2 separate regions of the Homo sapiens genome follow, and region 2 is linked to region 1. Evidence: read pairs that join two places in POLR2A ChIA-PET (ENCODE). Cell type or tissue: PC-9. All regions are shown on one strand. Each heading gives the region's core, and the rest is flanking DNA. Links, peaks and the distances in the headings are about the cores only.

What was found. ChIA-PET counts read pairs that join two places held together with the same protein. Peaks named below come from ENCODE experiments on the same cell type or tissue, not always from the same donor. Only the 100,000 strongest peaks of a DNase experiment are listed, where the experiment ranks them.
Region 2: POLR2A ChIA-PET joins it to region 1 with 10 read pairs; 2 of 35 experiments call an interaction of 5 or more read pairs at or near these places.

The regions. Positions count from the first base shown.
Region 1 is chr6:126,968,361-126,979,169 of GRCh38, forward strand. The region is part of intron 7 of LOC105377989 (a long non-coding RNA gene); the gene reads right to left. Among named protein-coding and RNA genes, the nearest start is that of RSPO3, 140 kb to the right of the region's middle. RefSeq lists an enhancer at 7,865-8,435. In PC-9, for the core only: no CTCF peak of the experiment used is centred there; no DNase peak of the experiment used is centred there.
Region 2 is chr6:127,099,764-127,104,763 of GRCh38, forward strand. All of the region lies in intron 4 of LOC105377989 (a long non-coding RNA gene), which reads right to left. Among named protein-coding and RNA genes, the nearest start is that of RSPO3, 16 kb to the right of the region's middle. In PC-9, for the core only: a CTCF peak has its summit at 1,136; a DNase peak (open chromatin) is centred at 2,738; H3K27ac peaks cover 2,540 bases.

The DNA.
Region 1 (10,809 bases), core at 2,679-7,678:
ATATCCTATGTGTTTTCTAAAATCATTCATTTAACGAGAAAACTGTACATAAGCAGGTGCTTGCTAAGAGAGTTCCATGATAATCATTATAGTGACAGGGAAAACCAAGATAAACCAACTAAACTGTTGTTCCTAATAGGGATGATTCAAGGTATAAATTAGTTTAGCACCTCAATCAAGAATTTATACATGTTCTATCTTGGAACGTATTCTCTAACAGGTAATAATGATTTATACATGATAACTCCAGAATTTATATCTCTTAGAAAAAATATGGAAGCCCAAACAATCTTCAATAAACTATACCCCACTCTTCAACCTTTATTTCAAAGGGCTACTATGAATATGAAAACAATGGACTAAAAAGAGCGTAGTCCCCCCACCATTTACATTATTTTTATTTTATTCAAGATTCTGTTTCTGTGAGTGAGGGAGATAATCAAATATTTTGACTTTAAATACATTTACCCTCACTTTTATTTTGCCGTATTTATCAAAAGCTGAGCAGGAAAAAAATAGAGAAACGGGAAATCTAAATTATGATGCCTACCCTTAAGTTGCTTTCTATCAACCTGGGACAAGTTGTTTTTCTTTTTTTTTTTTTTTTGAGACGGAGTCTTGCTCTTTCGCCCAGGCTGGACTGCAGTGGCATTATCTCGGCTTACCGCAAGCTCCACCTCCCAGGTTCACACCATTCTCCTGCCTCAGCCTCCCGAGTAGCTGGGACTACAGGCGCCCGCCACTACGCCCGGCTAATTTTTTGTATTTTTAGTAGAGACGGGGTTTTACCGCGTTAGCCAGGATGGTCTCGATCTCCTGACCTCATGATCCGCCCGCCTCGGCCTCCCAAAGTGCTGGGATTACAGGTGTGACTCACCGTGCCCAGCCAGGACAAGTTGTTTTTTTGTTTTCCTTTTTTTTTTTTCTTTTTTTGCTTTCCCAAGTTGAGAGACACCAAACATAAATACTCGATAAGTTAAATAGCAATATATCTTAGAAGCAACAATCAACAACGTAGAGATGATGCAAAAAAAAAAGTTTAGACAGTAATTGTTGGAAAGGCGATTACTAAAACCACAGTGGACCAGATTTCTCTATGAAATACTTCTGATTTTACTACTTACATAGAACTATTCAAACTGTTATTTGAATTGATTGATACTGTTGATGTGAAAAGTGCCTAAACTATTCTACAATGACTCTACAAATATTTATATATGTAATGAGAACTTGCATCGAGATGTTGTTGATAATAATAATACCTTATCCTTAAAAAACAATGTAGTGTACAGAACAATTTTGACATACCGTATCATATTTTATCTATGTAAAGCACAAAGCATCTACAGTTTGACCTTAGTTGAGGGATGTATTCGTTCATTTTCATGCTGCTATGAAGAAATACCCAAGAGTGGGTAATTTATAAAGAAAAGAGGTTTAATTGATTCAATGTTCCACATGACTGGGGAGGCCTCAGGAAACATACAATCATGGTGGAAGGCACCTCTTCACAGGGCAGCAGGAGAAAGAATGGGAGCTGAGCAAAGGGGGAAAAGCCCCTTCTAAAACCATCACCCCCATGATTCAATTACCTCCCACCAGGTCCCTCCCATAACATGTGGGGATTATGGGAACTACAATTCAAGATGAGATTTGGGTGGGGACACAGCCAAACCATATCAAGAGATGAAGGCTAAGCTTGGGGGAAGTTGAAGCAACTGCCTAAATTTACTTATTCATGGCAGTTTTTATTCAATTCTTGTCTGTTCATTTCTAGTAAAATGTCAGTTCCATTACAGAATTATAAAGCTAATCATAAATCATAAGTTAAACATGATTTATGTAAGACTCAATTACATTTTATGTTTGATGATAATTAAGAGGTGACGACATAATTTTTGAATTATAGTAACTAACATTCATAGGTTACTAAGTTAGGGCTAAGAATATTTTCATATACTACCTCATTAAATCCTTATAGTAATTCTCTAAGTCGGATACTTTGTTTTTTTCTGTTTTTTGTTTGTTCGTTTGTTTTTGAGATGGAGTTTCACTCTTGTCACACAGGCTGGAGTGCAATGGCACCATCTTGGATCACTGCAACCTCCACCTCCTGGGTTCAAGCAATTCTCCTGCCTCAGCCTCCCAAGTAGTTGGAATTATAGGCATGTGCCACCACACCCAGGTAATTTTTGTGTTTTTAGTAGAGAAGGAGTTTCACCATATTGGCCAGGCTGGTCTTGAATGCCTGACCTCAGGTGATCCGCCCACCTTGGCCTCCCAACCTGCTGGGATTACAGTAGTGAGCCACCACCCCTGGCCTAAGGTGGGTACTTTGGATACTCTATTTAACATATGGAAAGACGGGATTAGAGTCAAAATTCCAAACTTGGTCTAAACAGGGTGAAGAGGGTTCCCCTGTGATTATCTATGCATTTTCTGGGTGATACTCTTCATAGCAAAATGAAGACTCTTCAGAGCAAAAAAAATTACTCTTGGGCTGCTATAGATAGATTAAATTTGAGTGTATATCTATCATTATTATGTTGCATAACTTGATGGCTTATCACACACAGGACTGAAGTTAGCCTGTAATCACTTTACCACTTAATACAACAATAAAAGAAATCATGTTCCTATTAAAGTACTGGACAGCTTTAGAAAAGAAGGGTTTCAGACACACATGGAATTCGTACCTGAAGGTATATTTTAACCTTTAGGTTATATGAAGCAAAGGTAGACTGACCTCCAATAAGATAAAACAAAATCAGGCTCTAGATTTTTTTAAATGCTATTTTGGTTGGAGAACACTTTCTAATTCCATCAACTTTGAATTTCCAAAATTAATTCAAATGTTTTTTAAAAGTCGGTTTCTATATCCACAATTTGGCTTAGTTCAATCAAAATGAAATTCACATTAGAAAGCAATGTGCTTTTACCATACTTCTGGCATGTTCTGCTAGGGTTAATTAAGTTATTAGCAGATCTACAGTTGGTAAAATAAAAAAACAAACAGCCTACAATTATTCACACCTAAAGAGAATTCCAGTCCCTGATTTCATATTGTCTAAACAGAAGCTTTTTCTTTCCTGGAGAATTTTCAATGAACTTAGTCTAAATAACTAGAAATGTTCTTAGCTATAACAGAGGTAGGTATATGAGCCAAAAGTTATTTGAAAACATACAGATTTCCTAGCTATATCACTAGAAATTCTTACTCAGAAGTTTTGAAATGGCACTGAAATACTCATATTTTTATAAAGCTCCCTGGCTTTTTTCTTGTGCAACAATCCAGTGTCAATGAGGGGACCTGCATTTGGAAATTCCTGAAGTAGAGCATTTCATTATCCAACAATGCATATGCACTACGAGTTATATTTATAGCAAATAAATCTAACAGGAACAGTTTACAGATAGCATTTTATGGTGGATTAGTTTATAGAAAAGGTGCTATAAATCAAATCTTATTTTAATATGATAAATATTGGGATTATTATTATATTCCTCATCTACAACTCAGTATTAACAGAATTGAACACAAATGCCATATTGAGTCAACTAAAAGTAATTGTCTCTACACTATTTATGTCTTACTTTTAGTTATTTTACTGATAATTAATATAGGGTAGCAGTCATGCCTAAAAACATAGATAAATTAAGGTAATATATAAAAAGACAAAATTAAATAGGTCTCAAACAACTAAACTAAGAAGTTTAGACTCAAATGTAATTAGTAAAGATTCATTTGTAAACAGGAAACTGACATGATTGAACTTGTATTTTAGAAGATAACTAACAAGACAGATCTAAATGGTAGACTTGAAGGGGAAGGGATAAACAGCAAAGGGAACACTTAAGAATTAACAGGCTGGGCTCAGTGGCTCATGCCTGTAATCCCAGCACTTTGGGAGGCCGAGGAAGGAGGATCACCTGAGGTTAGGAGTTCAAGACAAGTCTGGCCAACATGGCAAAACCCAGTCTCTACTAAAAATACAAAAATTAGCCAAGTGCAGTGATGTGTGCCTGTAATCCCAGCTATTCAGGAGGCTGAGACAGGAGAATTGCTTGAACCTAGGAGGCAGAGGTTGCAGTGAGACAATAGGGCACCACTTCATTCCAGCCTGGGAGACAAAGCAAGAATCAGTCTCAAAAAAAAGAGAAAAGAATTAATTGGTGATGAGAGTTCCTCTAGGGATAGAGAGGAAAATAAGAATAATAATAACAATAACTATCATTTAAATAATGCTACCTATTTGCCAAGCAATGTCCTAACAATGTACACATATTAACTCATATAATCTTCACTACCACCCTATGAAGTAGTGTTATCAGTTGGTATTTTCTAGGTAATAACCCCAAATATAGTGCCGTAACACAACCACCATTTATTTAGCACATCATCCTGGCAGTTCTTTTAGGCTTGGCTGAGATCACACATAATCTTTGGTCAGTTGCCAGGTTGGCTGGGGGCTGGCTGAACTAGAATGCTTCAGCTAGGAAGGTTTGTCTCTACTCTGGATGGTCTTTCATTCACCAAAGCCTGAATCCGACTTATTCACATGGTAACCGGGCAAATTTTGAGCAAGCAGAAGCACTCAAGGCCTCTCAAGACCTAGGTTGAGAAAAGACATACTATCATATCTTCCTCACTCTATTAACTAGAGCAGGGCACAGTCCAGCCCAAATTCTAAGGTGGGGAAATCAACTTCATCTCTTGATGATAAGGGCTGCAAAGTCACTTTGCAAAGGGTAAGGATAGAGAGAGGAGGAAAAGATTGTGGCGTTGTTTACAGTCTTCTTTAGTTAGGTATTATTGTTATCATGCCTATTTTGCAGGTAGGTAAACAGAAGCACAGAGTTGTTAGGTAATCTGCTTTAGGTCATTTAGCTAACAGTTCACCAAATAATCCAGCTTTAGTGTCTGTTGTCTAAGAAATTTACTTTTATGTCTCTAAGGTTTTAAGAAATGGAGAATGGTTAGAGAAGTATCAATGAAAAGAATCAACACGATTTAATGATTGATTAGATTGGAAGCAGGGAGTCAGAGAAGGAGTATGAGGATTCAAATTTGGAAAAATAGCGACATTAATAAAAAGTGACAGTACTTATTGATGACACCATCCACAAATTAAGAAATATAAGAACATGATTAAATCCCGGCCAGGGGTAGGAATGAGCTTAATAAAAATGTAGATTTGATCATTTAAGATTGAGCCGTGCTCAGGATATACTGATGGATATGTCCATTGGGCTGCCTGGAGATGGAGTCTTTCACTCAAAACAAAGAGATTAGGATAGAGATACAGATTTGAGCTCTGTTAGTTGAAAGCATAAAACTAGATGAAAAGACACAAAGAGAGTTTAAAGAAGAAGGACAAGGACAAAGTCAGGAGAAGTGTAGAGGCAACGCAGAGGAAAAACAGCCTTTCAAGTAACTTTCTGGTGATTAAAACCAAGAAACAGCAACATAAAAAAAAGGAAGAGTGACATCTCCTCCTACTAATAGAAGTGTAGGTAATTTGTCTCCAACTGAAGACTACTGAACAAACTAGATAAAATATTTTAAAATAAAACAAATCATATCCTTAAATTAGAGAACCAATAAGACATCATAACATTACCATCCAACAATCTAAAATAAGGACAAAGGCCCAGGAAGATAAGAACAGAATTTAGGGTTACTCTACCCTAGGAGAGTTTGACAATTAAAGAGGGAGGTTCTGGAAGATTGAGCTATGGTTTTGACAGCCTCTTGGGAGTAGGAGTACTGTAGTTGAGTCTAGGGCTTACCAAGGAAGATGGCTCTAGTGAATCCTCTTCACTTTGCTTTGGGACTTTGCAAAAGTAGAGAAGACACAGTGAGGACTACATACAAGGTTTTGGAATATCAGACAAAACAAACAGAGAAAGCAGGGAAACAACACTTGAACAGATAGTTCAAAAACACAGTATCTACGTGGCCAAAACATATTTTTAAAGTTTCACTTCACGAGTAATCATCAAAATGCAAATTGAAGACACCAGATACCACCATATACTTGCCAAAGTGACTAAAAATTAAAAGATTTAAAATGCCAAGTTCTGGGAAGGAAGTAGAGTGACAGCAATTTACATACACTTCTGGCCACCGGAAAAAAAGAACGCCATTGATGATCAAGACTTAGGAATGGGAAAGATGCAAGTACACAAGTGGAAGTGTAGCTTTGCAGAGGTGGAATCTGCCTTTTCTATGAGAAGAGAAATGACGGATAAAGATATAGATTGGTTTGAGGCCAAAATGTTGAGAAAGTTTTACCTGAGGAAGTTTAGAATGGGCTCCATGTTCTTTGTTAATATGAGTGAGCCTATTGATAAAAAGGGAGGAAAGCTGGGGTGAGTAGGCATTTTGCAAATATTAAGAAAATGTTGTAATAGCTGTTACAAAGTCTGAAAATAGGATTTTGCTAGGCATATGCAGAAGTGTGGCTGAGAATATTGGGAAACAGGATGATATGAAAACAATGAAATTCAAGTGACTTCAATCTTAATGTTTTAGATTTCTCTGGTCTTAGTAATGTAGTAACCATCTTGATTCATGAAGCACATCAAAGGTACCATTCCAGTTGTCTCTGAGGCCCAATTTCTTCACTTAGAGAGAAATATTTCTACACTGTACTTACTGTAAAAGGATGTTATGTATCTGTTTGGAAACAATCATACCTAGTTATATAGAAAAGTATGCGAAGAAAGTGAAGAAAGAGCACTTACATAGAATTTGAAATAGAGTAGGTAAATTTGACTGTGGAAAGCTGTTTAATCCACATACTTGCCTAGGGACAGTTGGAATTTAAACCATCATAGGCACTCTGACACCTGTGTCACTTAAGCCATCTCAAGCAAAATGGTGCAGGAATTCAAATGTCACTAAACTTTTCCAGCAGGAGAGATCCAACCAACTTCACTTGTAGACCATTCTAGTTTCTCCCAATTCTCATGGCCCAGGCATACTTTCTTATATGTTTCATGGTCTATTTAACTTTCCCTGAAGTCTGGAAAACCTCAAAAGCATGTTGACAGCAAGGATTTTTAAAAGTCTTTCTTACAACAGCCAAAACTATAGCTCATAGCCTGCATAGAAACCTTGATTTTTACAAGCAAACCGGTGATATAGGTTTCCCTTCTACACTCAATTAGATTCCCTCATTTCAATTCAGCTTTGCATATGAGTTTTACAAAGCTGAGTTTGACAAGGTGAAATGTTGTTAAGGAACTAAAAGTCAGGATCATGGAAACACCTCACCGGAGATATATTTAATTAAAATGACTCATCCTAAGAGCAAAAAAACAGGTAATTTCGTAGATTGTCCCCCAAACTTTGTTCTCTCCTTACCACCAAACCTCATGTGGTCTTAAAAAAAAAAAAAGGTCTTGACCCAGAGTACATAGAATGTGGAAAGGCGTGGTACCCTTTTGCATTTTGTTATTCATCGAAACACCAGAACAGGCAGGACAAAGTTTGCAAGCCCAGGAGAGACTTTCAACAGCAACCTTATCTTGTTTGAAAATTTGCTCTGAGGTCACATGGAGCAAGCGAGAGCTCAGCTGACAGTGTGTCGAAAAGCCTCCAGCTAGCGAAAGAAAGCATCCTTGAGTGCAAAAAGGTCGAGCATCTTTGGAAGTGGGTAAATTGGAACAATATGATATGCCTTGTGTAAAAACATATTCCATTTTCTAACTTTGCAAAAACAGTTCGTGGTCTGGATTCCTAGCAGTAGAGAAAATGAAAATCAATAAACGTAAGCTAATGTCAGGAGTGCTAAACTCTTTTGTCTTGTTATTGGTGGCAGTGTTAAAAATAAAAATAACATAAACACATGCCTAAATAAATAAATAGCAGTTCCTTCAAAAACCTGAAAACTTTGGACAAGCCCAAAGAGCATGTACGTACTGTCCAATTCAAGGGAATCAGGACAGTATTGGATTTCACAGATAGCACCACAGACAGCTATTAAAGTCTAATCCAGTGTCACATTTCTGCCCAATGCTTGCTAACTACCAGCCCAATTTGCTGGCTTCACTCACTCTGTGTTTCTTCATTGTTTCAAGCCAGGCAGAGACTTATCTTAATAATGGGTCAATCCTCAGCCAAATGTGTTCAACTGAAGGCCACCATGGGAGAATGGCAGGATATTGTCTTTCCAACAGCAAGTGAACTGCAGGCAGCTTAAGGCAATATCCATTTCACTATAATGCTGGTTTATGTTACAGCCCTTTTCAAACTTCTAATTGCCCTGTATTGCTGACATTTATATACATGCCCTATTTTAAATGAAAACACAACACTGAGGTCAGAAGGAGGTTCTGGGACAGCAGAGACCCCAGGTGAAACCAAAGGGGGAAATTACGTTAAAACTTCTAAATGCCAAACATGTTTGAGAAAAAGAGGAAAAAAAATAAAGTCTTAGGGCAGAAAAAACATTAATCATGGCCCCACGGTATAAATTAATAATAGCTATATTTAATACTGCTATGTAAACTTTCTATGGTTGGATTATATAAATTTTAAATGAAAGTAAATATTATTCATTTGGCATGGTAAGTCTGGTAAGTCTCAGCTTATATAGAATAACTTTGAATATGATTTTTTCCCCTCCAAATTTCACTTTTATTTGTCAAAAGCAAACTGGGTTTCTCGGCTGCTTTTGGCAATCACTATATGTTATGAATCTTTCAGATCATTCTACAAGTCACAATTAATAAAATAATATTTCGCATTTACATACAGCTTTTCACCTAGTATCTCATACTGTTTTAAAAGCAATAAATCATTCATTTCAGAATTGCAACTAAAGAGTCTCAAGTGTTGTTCTAACAAGTAATTTCTTCCAAGTAGCTTCAGAAGAAGCAACGCATATATAGGCTATAATCATTTTCATTTGTTTATTCATATATTCATTCACCGAGTTATTGATTCATTGATTCATATCCTGAACAAACATGTATTGCATGTGCATGTGTACTTAACATTCTGTAGATGTAAAGCTATATAAATAAGTGTTAAAGAGCTTACATTCTAGTTGGGTTCTGGTTAAGAGACTGTTTAAGATACAACTCTGAATGACCTGAACAAATTATTTCAATACTATGTTCTTTTAATCTCTCCGTGAACATCTTATTGAGGACTAATACATTAAGAAGTAGTCACACCGATGTTTTTCTTTTTATATAAGGTATATATATTCAAAGAAAAAACTTAGAAACAAAGAAAAAATCATTTAAAATTTAATAATTACCATTATTTCTGCTACACAGAGATAAACATTGTTAATAATTTGGCATATACATTTCTTGTCTGTTTTAAATTTTTCTACGTCTATATAAAATATATTTACTTTTTATATACATAAGATTACAGCACACATATTGATGATTTATAACTGACTTTTAAAAATTTATAAATATATTATAAATATTTTCCCATGTCATTGAATTTTAGGTTTCAGTGTACTGAAGTCGTGGCTTTTGCTTATAGTTCTGTTTCAAATTGTGAAAGAACACTAGGTCACTAATCAAATTTATATGAAGAAACAAAAGGCACAAATACAGTCAAATACAAGATAAATATAAAAGACAATGTAACTGTATTTTGTATTTGTAATGCCTTTTCCCTCTGATTTAGAAACAACTACAAAATGGAATCATTATAGGTCGAAGGTGATGGGTACACAATATGTAATATGTAACTGTAACTATAAGAGCATAAAAGAGCAGGAAAACAGAGCTACACAGAAGCAATGTTTTTGTGTATTGTCAAAATTAAATTGGCATTAATCTGAACAAAACTGTTACAAATTTTTAAAAAATCATACTAAGCTCCAAGGCAGCCATTAAGAAAATATCTCAAAAACATATTGTAAGAAAAACAAAGGAATTAAAATGGTACACTAGAAAATATCTACTTAACACAAAAGAGGGTAGTAATAAAGAATTGAGGAGAAAAAATATATAACACATTTAGAAAATAAATGGCAAATGTAAATTCTACCTTATCGGTAATTAGATTAAATGTAAATGGATTAAACTCTCTAATCAAAAAGAAGAGCTTACCAAAATGGTATAAATAACTAAATAAATAAACCAACTCTGTCAAAAAGAGACTCATTCTAGATTCACTCATAAGTAGATTAAAAGTAAAAAGATGGGCAAAGATACATCTTGCAAATAGTGTAAAAAATGAAGTGACTACATTAATAGGAGACAAAATAGATTTTAAGCAAGAATTGTTACCAGAGACAAAGGACATTTTATAATAATAAAAATGTCAATCTATTAAGAAGATATGGTAATTATTAGGTTATTGCAAAAGTAATTGAGGTTTTTGCCATTACTTTTAATGTTTTTGTGTACTGTCAAAATTAAATTGGCATTATTCTGAATAAAACTGTTATAAATTAAAATTTTATGGTAAGCTCCAAGGCAGCCATTATTAAAATATCTTAACAACATTGGAAGAGAAACAAAAAAATTAAAATGGTACACTAGAAAATATCTACTTAACACAAAATAAAGCAGTAATGAAAACTTGAGGGGAAAAACGATATAACACTTTTAATGACAAAAAACACAATTACTTTTGCTTCAATCTAATATAAACATAAATGCACCTAGCAACAGATTTCCAAAGTACATGAAGCAAAAACAGACTAAATTGAAGAGAGAAATAGACCATTCAACAATAAGAATAGGAAACTTAAATATGTTACTGTTGGGGCTCAGAAAATGTAACCACAAAGTATCATGCTTTGCTACGCTGAGTACATTGAACTGAAG
Region 2 (5,000 bases), core at 1-5,000, 130 kb after region 1:
AACAGCAAAATTTGAGTGAAGTTCAGAGAAAGTAGAAATCATTCTTATAGTGTTAAGAAGGGACAAGGAGTGTTTCATGGAGTTCACATCAGCTGAGTTGCGTCTAAAGAGCATGTGAGGTTTCTATAACTGTAAATAGAAGCTCAGTAAACATCAAGTGAAAGAAATAGTGCAATAAAAGGAACAAACGTTTTAAAAAGTACAGGAGATATATGGCAGAAGTACATGTAATCCAGTTGTGCATGATACAAGAATATTTAGAACAAAAGTATATTAAAAACAAAATGCTAGACTTCCAAGATTTTTATTTTTTTTTTGAGATGGAGTTTCACTCTTGTTGCCCAGGCTGGAATGCAATGGCGAGATCTTGGCTCACCACAACCTCTGCCTCCTAGATTCAAGCAATTCTCCTGCCTCAGCTTCCTGAGTAGCTGGGATTACAGGCAGGTATGCCCAGCTAATTTTGTATTTTTAGTAGAGACAGGGTTTCTCCATTTTGGTCAGGCTGGTCTCGAACTCCCAACCTCAGGTGATCTACCTGTCTAGGCCTCCCAAGGTGCTGAGATTACAGGCGTGAGCCATCGCGCCCAGCCCAGACTTCCAAGATTTCTACAGGAGCTACTGGCTCATACCCAGATCTTCAAGATACACTTTTATACAAACCATAAACTTTCTTCTATCGAAATAATATCATAAAACTTAGACCTGAGACCTTCTAGCTCAAAATTCCGTTTTAGTACAATTGAAAAACTGAATTTCAAAGAGGTTAAGAGGTGTTTCCAAGTTCACACAGCTAACTAATGGCATTATTGAGACCCATATTGCAGTTTATTATTCCATTCGGGAAGGAGTAGTTTTTCCTGGCCTGTAAATACTCTTTTACTCCACATCCTACCTTTCACTCTCTCCCTATTCATGCCTAAGTATGCATTGGTTCACATGCTGACCCAAGCAGTCTGTGACCAAGGGAAGGGGTATTTTCTCTGTAAGTGGCTAAATGGTTCACACATGGAATCAGTCTCTACCTTGGCCTCATTAGATCCCGGTTCTAACCAATTCCTGGACTGCATCCTTATTAACTAAGAGGGCCAAAACAGATTGTCACCAAGAAGAGGAAGTTATTTTTAAAAAACCAACAGCACTTGAAATGCATTAAACATAACTTTCTTAGATTTGACTCCCTCTAGAGTATGTTGATGGGAAAGACTTGATCCAGTAAATTCTTTCTCAATACACATTTTAAAATGTGGAGCATTCATGCTACGAAACTATCTGTCCCAACCTCCAAAAAAAAAAAAAAAAAAAAAACTACAAGTTGTCTTAAAAAGAAAAAAAAGAAAAAACAATATTCAGTCTTTATTAATGGACACAGCTAAAATGTTTCTGCTAAGTCAACTACTGATTTGTAACTCCAACTCATTCATCTACTAGTGCCAGGACCAGAGATCTCTAAAGGAAAGTAATTAACTACTGGTTCTGTAATATAAAGTAAAAAAATTCCAAATTTGCAGTAATAGCTTTTTTAGTATGAATCAGATAATGTTTTAATGAATTAGCATTTAATACATGCCATCAAATCAAATAAACCTGTCATGAAACATTTATGTCTACAATTTAAAGTTTACTAACCAAATTCAATGAAATTTGGCCTCTCATGTCTCTGACGAACACATATTCACTTGCAAATATGCAAGTTACATGTTTCTTTATGGCAAGACATACATGTATTAATTTTATATTGCAAAAAAAAGCGCAAAATCAGAGAGTTGCTTAATTCTTCTAAACTCTTAAAACTTGAATACATTTAAGAGTTGTTTTACATGTTTTGCATTTTCAACCTCAGGCAGACTTATTCAACATAACAAAAATGTTCTCAATGTTACACTGAAGCATTCTGTACCATATATTAATTATAATAAAAAATGTTCATGAAATCCCTCATAGGAATAATACTCACTCGAGGATAATCAAGTTACATCAGATCTTTTTTCTCCTTTCCCATTCTTGCAGGGAACCCACATTTTAAAAAACATACGCACATACACATACACACACACACACACACATAATGTTTACCTATAGATCTATTTGTGAGCTCTGATGATCTTCCACTATCTTATGTTGATAGACCCTATTACAGTGTTTAGTACCTACCACTTCAAAATTTAAATAGTTACATAAAGAAACTTGGAAATAATATGGGAAAGAAACCATAAAATCTTAAGTTGAATAACACCTTAACACTTATCTGTATTTATGCAGGAATTCTTCTACTCCATAGGAGAAACACATTTCCTTTTAGACAAAATGACCACTTATATAATTTTCTCTCTGGAATGTTCCTCCCAGTCATGAAAGCTCTTGCTTGGCCTTGGGTCCCCAGCTATTAGTTGATTAGTAAAGTGCTTTGGCTTGTCTACTAATATTAATAATTAACTTGATTGATTAATATACATTAAAGGGGTAGAGGAAAGTCAGCTGGTGGGAACCTCTGAAGGACTGGTTATTTATTTGAACACTATGGTGCATTAAGAGTTCATTTTGACTTCTGTGAATTCTACCAGGCAGATAATTGCTCACCTTCTACAGAACTGAGAAAAAAACCTCCAGTCATGCACAAGTTGCAAAATATCGTGACTAATCCTTATAACGTTGTATTACACAGTTGCATAGTGGCTCCTGATGTCAATTGACCATTTCCCATTCCACAGACAGGACTCACTTGACTTTCTGTTTATTTAAGTGACACTTGTTTGAAATTCTGGGTGCTTCTTATCCCTTTGAGTCACACACTGTGTCTCAGAGCCTCTGGTACTTTTAGCACCTAATTAATTACTAACTCTAGCAAAGTCCTGCTGTTTTGCAACTCTCTGTCTTTGTTGGGAAATCACAACCCCTTGCTAGAATGAGAAGGCAAGAAAATAGTTATCAACCAAATATCCAGTTTGGGTCCATATTACAAAAGCGAATTACCTTAGGGTCTTTTAATTCCTCTAGATATTCAAACTAGAAAGGATAACTTATTGTGTCTCTAAACTTCCTTTAAGTTTAGCATCAAAGGAAATTCAAAAAAATATGTTTTTTAATTGCATTTGCATTCAGCTATTATTCAGAGAAGTTAAATAATCATTAAAGTTTTACAGTGAGAATTGGTAATGAAATACAAAAATAGTCTCTTAGTTCACACTGGCAAGTTTTCTAGGGATAGCACAAAGCACAATGCCCACAGGCATAACAGCACTCTCAACTCCTTTAACACTTACCATCCAAATCTCCCATTTGTCTGTCAACATATCCTCTGCTCCATTGTTACTAATTTTTTTGTGCATATAAGTTCTGACACCTCTGACTCCAAATAAATTTTAAGCACTTCAGAAGCGGAGGCTCTATCCTCTATTTTCTATCTGCAGCACCTAGTAGAGTACTCCGCGTATTTTTTTAAGTAGATATTTAAAACACATGGTATTTCTCCTACTGCAAAATATAAATAAAACTATAAATAATTCTATAAATCAATGCATGGTCTTAAAAAATTCTTGAAATACAACTTAACATAATTTTATGAAAAAGAATTTCTCAAACCAACCCGGTACTCTATATCAAGACAGCAGATACATTGAACAAATGCAATGAGTATGTATTATAATGCATTATAATGTGTTATAATCAATACCAGTATTAGAAACGTGTTATTGACTTTTGTGTTACATTTACCAGTAGAGAGACTACACATTCTCGAAATTGGTATTCCTCAAACTGAGAATCACATAAGCAAAGAAAGAATCCAAAGGACAGCTTCCCACAGTCCTACAGAATACTGACTCATTCCCTTTGTAATGAACCAGAAGACTCTCAGTCAAGTTACCCATTCTGATTTGATCTCTCTCTTCCCCCAAACCATGGTTATCGTCTCTGAAATGTGCCCTTTCAACATCAGTCCTTTCTCAAACAAAGAGATTTACAGTTGTTGGGAATCATTCACTCATCTAAGTGCAGCAGTGGCTCTTGATAGTGACAAAGGGATTCAGGCTGATTTGAGTCCCACCTCCACCTCTGCCCCCACCCTATTGGATATTTTGGAATCTATTTCTCATCTCACATTATTTCTTTCCTTTCCATGTTTGTCTCCCTACTTTGTGACTCCACTGCCTCTTGTCCTTTGGTGAAGGATGTAAGGACACAGGAAAAAATGAGTTCCCACAAGGTCACCAGATGAAAGAAATAGAGCCTGAGTTGCTTGTTAAATATACAGATGAACAGCTTTCTTTTCTGGAAATTATGATTTCTGATTCTATAGGTTCTGAATCTAGACTCTGAAATCTACTTTGTTTACAAGGGATTTGTGAAATTTTTATCTATATGTCATTTTGGGAAAGAGCAGAGCAGTGTGCCCCAACCTTGGGTGCACACTATAATCTCCTGGAGAGTGTTTAAACCACACAGATACCCCAGTCACTAGACTTTCTGACTTAATTGTGTTGAAATTGAGCCTACTCAATAGTCCTGTTAAAAGCTCTTTCATATGATTATATCATGAAGGGTTCTCAAACTTTAATATGCATTCAGTCACCTGGATAAATAATGGTTAAAATGATTGAGTAGATTGTGATTAGCAGGTCCGAGGTGGGGCCTAATGTTCTGCATTTCTTTTTTTTTTTTTTTTTTTGAGACAGAGTTTCACTGTGGTTGCCCAGGCTGGAGCACCATGGCACGATCTCGGCTCACTGCAACCTTTGCCTCCTGGGTTCAAGCAATTCTCCTGCCTCAGCCTCCCGAGTAGCTGGGATTACAGGCATGCGCCACCACTCCTGGCTAATTTTTGTATTTTTTAGTAGAGACGGGGTTTCTCCATGTTGGTCAGGCTGGTCTCGAACTCCTGACCTCAGGTGATCCACCCACCTCGGCCTCCCAAAGTGCTGGGATTACAGGCGTGAGCCACCGCACCCGGCCTGATGTTCTGCATTTCTAACAAGCTCCCAGATGATCTCTGTGCTTCTGCT